Regions from separate parts of the Homo sapiens genome. Here region 2 is linked to region 1. Evidence: read pairs that join two places in POLR2A ChIA-PET (ENCODE). Cell type or tissue: IMR-90. All regions are shown on one strand. Links, peaks and the distances in the headings refer to the core of each region. The heading gives the core; the rest is flanking DNA.

The links. Peaks named below come from ENCODE experiments on the same cell type or tissue, not always from the same donor. Only the 100,000 strongest peaks of a DNase experiment are listed, where the experiment ranks them.
Region 2: POLR2A ChIA-PET joins it to region 1 with 8 read pairs; 1 of 35 experiments calls an interaction of 5 or more read pairs at or near these places.

What each region holds. Positions count from the first base shown.
Region 1 is chr7:158,647,457-158,651,844 of GRCh38, forward strand. It overlaps NCAPG2 (non-SMC condensin II complex subunit G2), which reads right to left. Exons shown (of 28, transcript NM_017760.7): 24 at 3,376-3,516. Among named protein-coding and RNA genes, the nearest start is that of NCAPG2, 55 kb to the right of the region's middle. In IMR-90, for the core only: no CTCF peak of the experiment used is centred there; DNase peaks (open chromatin) are centred at 2,035 and 3,675; H3K27ac peaks cover 2,496 bases.
Region 2 is chr7:157,402,598-157,406,985 of GRCh38, forward strand. The region is part of intron 8 of DNAJB6 (DnaJ heat shock protein family (Hsp40) member B6); the gene reads left to right. Among named protein-coding and RNA genes, the nearest start is that of DNAJB6, 68 kb to the left of the region's middle. RefSeq lists an enhancer at 3,264-3,933. In IMR-90, for the core only: a CTCF peak has its summit at 3,564 (motif pointing left); a DNase peak (open chromatin) is centred at 2,604; H3K27ac peaks cover 491 bases.

The sequences.
Region 1 (4,388 bases), core at 86-4,085:
GTGCTCTTAATTATCAGCCTTGTGAGCTTCGATGAGCCTTTCACCATGAATTCCACATGCTCCTCAGAAAGTCCAAGTGCAGAATTCCTGCTCCAGGTGGAAACTTATGCCTTGGTTTTCCACCTGTAATAGCTGAGACATGAATATGCCTATCCTACCCCTGTATCTCTCCACCACTGTGTTAGGCCCGATTCTTGGCTATCTTAGGAGATTTCATTTAGGCATGACTAAACAACACTGCTTTTTTTTTTTTAAGAGACATAGTCTCACTCTGTTGCCTAGGCTGGAGTGCAGTGACACAATCACAAATCATAGCTCACTGCAGCCTTGAACTCCTGCCTCAGTCTCCCGAGCAGCCAAAACTACAGGCGTGTACCACCATGCCCAGCTAATTTTTAAATATTTTTTAATAGAGGCAGGGTCGCACCATGTTGCCTAGGTTGGCCTCGAACTCCTGGCCTCAAGCAATCCTCCTGCCTAGGCCTCCCAAAGTGTTGGGATTATGGTGTGAGCTACCGTGCCTGGCCTAGACAGCACTTCCAATAAGTCTTCCCACACTTCCTCTGCCAGGATTATAATACAAATTTGAATATTTAAGTCAATCATCACTATACATCAAATAGCACTGTTTCTCATTAAAATACTTTACATCTTAAAGTGATTGTTGTAAATGCATTTCTTAAACAGTGAGACAAAAGACTATTGACAGATTAAAATAAAAATAATAACAACAGCATAAGGGATAGGAGAACACAACTGGAGATTCCTACCATGCAATGGACAAGCATAATTTCTGAAGGTACTGAGATAAGTTAAACATGCGTGCTGAGATCTCTAGAGAAATCACTAAAAAAAAAAATTACACAAAAGATAATATAAAGTCAACAGAGATAAAATGGCGTAGTAAAAACAATTCATCATAAAAGTGACAGGAAAGAAAAAAAAACAGAAAGACTAACAGAACAGACAGACTGATAGAAAAGAAACAACATTAACTTAAACCCAAACCTATCAATAAATTCATTAAAGTCAAATGGACTAAAAAAAAAAAAGAATGGACTATAACCACGCCAAATGGACGACAACCACGGCAAATGGACGACAACCACGCCAAATGGACGACAACCACGCCAAATGGACGACAACCACGCCAAATGGACGACAACCACGCCAAATGGACCACAACCACGCCAAATGGACCACAACCACGCCAAATGGACCACAACCACGCCAAATGGACCACAACCACGCCAAATGGACCACAACCACGCCAAATGGACCACAACCACGCCAAATGGACCACAACCACGCCAAATGGACCACAACCACGCCAAATGGACCACAACCACGCCAAATGGACCACAACCACGCCAAATGGACTACAACCACGGCAAATGGACTACAACCACGGCAAATGGACTATAACCACGGCAAATGGACTATAACCACGCCAAATGGACTATAACCACGCCAAATGGACTATAACCACGGCAAATGGACTATAACCATGGCAAATGGACTACAACCACGGCAAAGAAAAGTCAGAGGTTGTTGGACTAGATTTTTTAAGCCCTACCCATGTGGGGGTGAGGTTTTAAAAGATAGGCTATGCAAACACAAAGCACAAGAAAGCTGGTTTGGCTGTAAAAATATCAAAGTAGACTTCATGAGGAGTCAGAGCCAGAGAGATTCCACAATAATAGGAGTCAATTCATCAAAAAGAAAAAGCTCCCAAATACAAGAAAATACATGAAAAGAAAATTGACAGAACAAATGAAAAAAGAGACAAACCCACAATCACATATAAAATAAGTAGACAAAATCCATAAGGAAATACAACAGCTGTCAGCAAACTTTTTCTGTAAAGTAACAAAATAGTAAATATTTAAATAGTATAGTAAATATTTTCACCTTTGTGGGCAGAGTTGCAATGGTCTCTGTCATAATTACTCAACTCTGCACAAAAGTAGCCAGAAAAAACACGGCAAATGGGCACAGCTATGTTCCAATAAGACTTTACTGATAAAAAACAGATGGTGAGCCAGATGTGACTCACAGGTCAAACATTTTTTTTATCATTTTTAGCTACATAGCTCACCGGAATAAACAAATCCTAGTTTTTATTCTATTGTGTAATCTAGTAATTACTTTCCAAACCAAAATGATCTCCCTTCAAGCTTTAAGGAAGGCCTTAAATTCTATTTGATGTTTTAGAATTTAGTTAACATCTTTTTATTAGTCATGATTTTATATTACAAAATTTATGATTCACGTAAATATTAAAAATGCATATAATTCAATGACCTTCCCTGTCAGTTTTTATCTTTTCATACAGAGAAGTTTTTTTCTCTATATGAAAACATGATTTTTTACTATTTTCTTAAGAGGTAAAGAGGAAAACAACACCCTGAATATTCCATGTGGGAAAACACCACTTTTTGTTTTGGCTTGAATTATCATCCTGATTATAACATCCTTTAACCAAATAGACTAATAACTTCTGTATTAATAATCATCTTCAATTCATCTACAGCTACCGGTAGGAAAATAAGATAGTCAGTAATAATGAATAACTTGTCTGTTTAAACTGATATTAGCTACATTTTTTTTTCTTTGAGACGGAGTCTCGCCCTGTTGCCCAGGCTGGAGTCCAATGGCGTGATCTCAGCTCACTGCAACCTCCGCCTCCCGGGTTCAAGACTGCCTCAGCCCCCGAGCAGCTGGGATTACAGGTGCGTGCCACCATGCCCAGCTAATTTTTTGTATCTTTAGTAGAGACAGAGTTTCATCATGTTGGCCAGGCTGGTCTCAAACTCCTGACCTCATGATCCACCTGCCTCCACCTCCCAAAGTGCTGGGATTACAGGCATGAGCCACTGCGCCCAGTCTAAACTGACATTAGAAGGTTGAACATCCTAGCTTAGAAATGAAAAAAAGGTGGGGGAGGCTAATAATATAACATGCAAAGATATGTGAACTATTCCACAAAAGCACTCCTAGAGTAGTCTTGTATTCTGCTCACCACTGATTACAACTACTTCTATCCTTTTAGGAGGGAAAATAACCTTAAGAAACTTATCAACTCATTTAAATCTCCTGAATGTAGCATAAAAGCATGTTCAAATGTAAGGACTATATTTCTGTTTTAATCAAGAGTGATAATATCCTTGGTATATGTTTCACAATAGTCACGAGTCTAAAATACTAACTAGCTATCAAACTCTGAGGTGTAGCTGCTAGGAAAGTGCACCACTCACTCAAGTTTGAAAATTCTTAAAAAATACTTTGAGAAACGTAGAGAATGTACTGCTAGTAGAAACACCATCTTGTGTCATCAATAAGAGGCACAGCAGTTTCAGGATTAAAGCACTTCACCTTCCGTAGCTGGTGACTTATCTCAACCACAGGCCCAGCGATCAGAGTAGAAAGTACACCCCGGTGCACAGGGGTGTCTGTGTGCCGAGACTGAACAGCAGTAATGAACTCATGAAGAGGCCTCTGAACAGAATAAAGCAGCTACAAGAAAACACATACGTCACTTTTAATGACTAAAAACCATGGTTTTGAAAAAAACAAAAAAACACTTTAAAATAAGTATTCTTACTATCCTCCCCCAGGACTCAAGGAGTCACTGATCTTGTTTGCCTGCTACCAGTGCCCACTACATTCCACTCCCAGGCTGACTCAAACCTCCTATGCACCACGGCCAGAAGATGATAGACGGGACCAAAGCCCACTGGGAACTGCCCTGATGATATTCTTTCCCCAAAGCCAAGAAAAACCCTCAGGAATAAGGAGGGAGAGAGGCAAAACATCAATACATTAAAATAAGGCATCAGCTATGAGGCAATGTATTCTGACTAAAGCTACACAGGTCTGATGGGAAACCTAAAGGTTTTGGCACAAATTACATAAAAGATCACAGGCACTTGAAACAAATTCATCAAAAACAGGAACATTTCAAATGAACTCAAATTGAACTAGACTAGAAAAAGTATGGCCAACAACCTTCAATGACCTCTATCAGCAAAGGACACCGAGTCTTCAATATTTCATAAATAGCCTCCCATTTAAGCATTTTTTAAAGTCTTCATTAAAAAATAATAGCTCATTGATATTTTTAAGCTACTACCTAGAAAAAGTAATGGCTCTCTCTGATAACAACATCACGTGGTACGAGAACTGACATGACATTGTTTTTAGGATGAAGCAAATCTGGCAGACAGGTTTTTATATGAAGTGCTTATACAACAATCTCACTTCACATCAGCTTTCAACCAGCAAAGGGAAGCCACGGGCCCCTTCAAGGTCTGTGACTCTCGTTTCCAACCTGGAGAAGGTTAACATAGGACAGGGAGGTAACTCATGACAGAAATTAGCATTTCACC
Region 2 (4,388 bases), core at 300-4,299, 1.2 Mb before region 1:
AGGCCTGAGGGAGCCGGGTCCCAGGGGAGGGCTGTGGGAGTGGCAGGAGAAGTAGCGATGTGTCTTGGGGACGTAGGCCCCAGTCATCCCAGGGGCCTACGGTGCATGGGTGGTCCCAATTTAAAACAAATAAGGAATATGGGGCCTGTGGTTTCTTATTTAAAGTAAGCCACTCTTTGGCCCCTGCACTTTTCCAGGGCAGGGTAAACCGGAACGTTGTTAGAATTGGGAACAGTCATCACCGTGGGCCACGGAGAAAGTCCACGGAACCCCACTTTCTCCATCAGCCTTCTGGTCTGCCTTCGTACTGTGAACCAGGAGTATCTGAGACCGTCTCAGTCAGTGTAGAAAGTTTATTTTGCCGAGGTTGAGGACACGCCCGTGACACAGCCTCAGGAGGCCCTGACGACAGGTGCCCGAGGTGGTCGGGGCGCGGCTTGGTTTTATGCATCTCAGGGAGACATGAGGCGTCCCTACACGCAAGATGTACGTTCCGGAAAGGTGGGACAGCTGGACGTGGGGTCGGGGGCTTCCGGGTCATAGGTGGATAAGACGAATCATTGCATTCTATGAGTCTCTGATCAGCCTTTCACTGAATACACAATCCACATATGAGAGGGGGTAGGGGAAGGGCCACGTGTGCCTTAGTCTGGCTCAGTGAGACAACAGGGCAGAGGAAGCAGTCAGATATGCGTTTGTTTCGGGGGAGCAGAGGGATGACTTTGAGTTCTGTCCTTTGTCTGCACCTGTGAAGATAAGCTGTCCACTGACATTGCCAGGGTGAAAACCCAACAACTGCTCTAGGGTAAAGATCTTGAGCCCCACGGGGAATTTCCTTGTGCACAAATTGTGAGGGAGGTGTGTGGCTTTTTTGTTTGTTTTTTTTGAGACATTGTCTCATTCCTGCTGCCCAAGCTGGAGTCCAGTGGTGCAGTCTCAGCTCGCAGCAACCTTTGCCTCCTGAGCTCACGTAAAGCGATCCTCCCAGCTCAGCCTCCTGAGTAGCTGGGACCACAGGTGTGCACCCCTGTGCCCTGCTGTAGCCACCTTCTTTAGGAATAAAATGGGAGGCAGGTGTGCCCGATGCAGTTCCCAGCTTGCTCTCTCCCTTTAGCTGAGTGATTTTGGGGTCCTGAGATTCATTGTCGTTTCACAATACCTTGTTTCCCAAATTAGCAACCAAAGAGAGCGGTTATACTTGCCCTGGGGCTTTAGGGGGAAGCGCAGCCCACCCTGTGTGGACTCGCAGCGGAAGCAGAGGCTGCTCCAGAGACTGCGGTGCCTTCCTGTCCACCCTGACCCAGGAGCCTCAGTGTTGAGTGAGGGGCACTGGCTGTTTCTTGAGGGTGGGAAGGAACACCTTTTCAGCCTACTGTGCAGGGTTTTTTTTTAAGGCAGGATTTCTGTTACCCAGGCAGGAGTGCAGTGGTGCGATCACAGCTCACTGCAGCCTCGAACTCCTAGGCTCAAGCCGTCCTCCCAGCTCAGCCCCCTGAGTAGCTTAGACTACAGGCATGCACCACTAGGCCTGGCTAATTTTTTCTTTTTTTTTGTAGAGATGGGGTCTCACTATGTTGCCCAGGCTGGTCTCAAACTCTTGGGCCCAAGTGATCTTTAGCCTCCACTTTAGCCTCCCAAAGTGCTGGGATGACAGGTGTGAGCTGCCACTTTCAGCCCTACTGTGCAGTTTTTTTTTTCTTTTTCTTTTTTTGAGACAAAGTCTTAATCTGTCAGTTAGGCTGGAGTGCAGTGGTGCGATCACAGCTCACTGCAGCCTTGAACCCCCTCGGCTCAAGTAATTCTCCCACCTCAGCCTCCAGAGCGGCTGGGACTGTAGGCGTGCAACAGCGCACTGGGCTAATTTTTGTCTTTTTTTTTTTTTTTTTTTGATAGAGATGGGGTCTGTCTTTTTTCTTTTCTTTTTTTTTTTTGGTAAGGAGTCTCGCTCTGTTGCCCAGCCTGGAGTGCAGTGGTGCAATCTTGGCTCACTGCAACCTCTGCCTCCCAGGCTCAAGCGATTCTTATGCTTGAGCCTCCCGAGTAACTGGGACTACAGGCACACGCCACCACACCCGACTAATTTTTGTATTTTTAGTAGAGACGGGGTCATGTTGCCCAGGCTGGTCTCAAACTCCTGACCTCAAGTGATCCGCCTGCCTCAGCCTCTCAAAGTGCTGGGATTATAGGCGTGAGCCACCGTGCCTGGCCCAGATGGGGTCTTTCTGTGTTACCCAAGCTGATCTCAAAGCTAAGCTGGTCTCAAACTCCTGGGCTTAAGTGATCCTCCTGCCTCAGCCTCCCAAAGTGCTGGGATGACAGGTGTGAGCCACTGTGCCAGCCTGTGCAGTGTTTTTAAAAGGATTGGTGTAACAGTAACTTGTGTGAACACATTGATGTGGTCTGGGCCCTTCCCCGCATGAAAGGACTGATGGAATCCTCAGAACTGCAGGCATGTTGAGCGCCAGAAGCAGGGTCCTTGGGTCACTGACAGGCCGGCCTTGGTGAACACGTGCTGCAGAACACTACCTCCAGGTCCTCCCACATGTGGGACGCGGCGATGGCAGAGATAAGAAGGTGATGTGGCAGGAAAATTCTGAATCATACAAGGACGTGTTGTGCAATAGCTGCGTGAGCTCTAGCAGGATGTTCGAGAGAATGTCCTGGGGGCTCTTTGCCATGGGAGAGGGTGTTGCTGTGGGAAGTGTGCTGAGTTGTGTGTTCCTCGGCCCTCTGTGTGGCGCCTGCTTCCAGGCTGTGCGTGAGGCTGGCTTGTTCCGTCCTGGGATGCTGGCAGGAGTGTGGGTCTGTGCATTCCCATATCTTGTGAGGCATGTTCTCAGCATCAGCAGCCCCAGCTCCTTCCTCCTCGTGGTGACTGGGAGGCGAATGGGCCAGGGTGCTGGGTTTCCAAGAACACCTGCCTTGCTCTCTGTGGGGATCCACAGAGAGTTCACGCAGTGGCCCTGTCAGCCCTGAACATGGAGAGCCACTGCATGTGAGGCCTTGGGGGCATGTCTGGAGAGCCTGTCATGGCGTGGAGCTCACCGTACAGTCTCCTGGGACCTTGACAGACCGCACCAGGCCACATCCTGCGCCAATTAAACCCGAACCTCAGGGCTGATCCCGTTGTGGCCAGGAGGAAGAATGGATAATGCTGGGCCTGGGAGGGACCGGGAGGCCGAGTCCGAGGCGAGAGCCATGGGGTGGTGCTTGTTCCGGTTCTCCTGCAGCCGGTCTGTCCATCCTGCCTGCTGTGACTGTTCTCCAGCCACTTTCTCTTTTTCATTTTTCTTGCTGGAAAGCTGTAGAAGGCAGTGGGGTGGGAACGCTCCATCCACAGTGCAGGTTAGAACCTTGGAGGTGATGGCTTCGCCTGGCAGTGAGGTGAACAGAGCCTCCAGCAGTGCCGGGCGTGTAGCCAGGGCAGCTGCAGCAGGAGGACGCCCAGAGCCTTGGCTCTGAACAGATAGAACCATCGAGGCCGAATCGGGCAGTCCTCCTGTTCAGACCAACTGTGTGTCCCTTTTGTGAGACAGCTGGTGACCCCTGCTGGCACATCTGTGTCCCAGCCGTGAGGCGGCCGCTCCCTGTCCATGCCGGCAGTGCACCGTGCCCACGGGAAGCTCGGTGTGGGGGTTTGGAGCAGCAGCACGCTGCGTGACTCCCCAGGTGATGCCAGGGAGATCTGGATAAGGAGGTCCACATCTCCACCTTCATCTTCTTTCCTCAAGTCACTTTTCCTGGCACCTCACTAACCATGAGGTTTCACAGGAACCTTGGGGAGTCCCTTGTGTGCTTGGCCTGGGGACACAGGACTGTGTCGGACTGCTGGGGCCAGAAGGGTTTTTCTAGAGACCAGACCCAAGCAGCTGCTGTCCACCTGCCACGTGTGCCAGCCCCAGCCTTCCTCCCAAGTGAGTGGGGGAGGGAGGCTTCTGGGTGTTGCCGGGACCTGGCCGGGGGCGGAGTGGCTGAGCTGTGCAGGAGAGGATGGGGCGCAGGCATCCACAGGAGCCAGGCTGCCCTGTGGATGTGGCCGTGGAGCCTGCACCTTTCTCCCCCAGTCACTCCAGGGCTTCTCTGAGCCCGCAGCCGGCCAGCTCAGCGGCCCGGGGTTGGAAGGAACGCAACATCCATGCCTGCCTGGCGGTCTCAGCCTCTGAGGAGACGACACAGGGAGCTTTGGACGCTGCAGGTGTCTTCAATATTCATTTTCAAAATATCAGTCTTAAGTCTCAGCGGGGCCTTTTTCTAAACAGACGGTAAATGCAAAACCTCCCCCAGAGCAGCTCTGAAGGCAGCGCGTTTCTCTTCCTCCGTGGTGGGAGGAGGCTGGGCTTTGAGGGCGGGAAGCCCTGGTCGAGGCTGGACCCGCAGCCTGGCCCTCC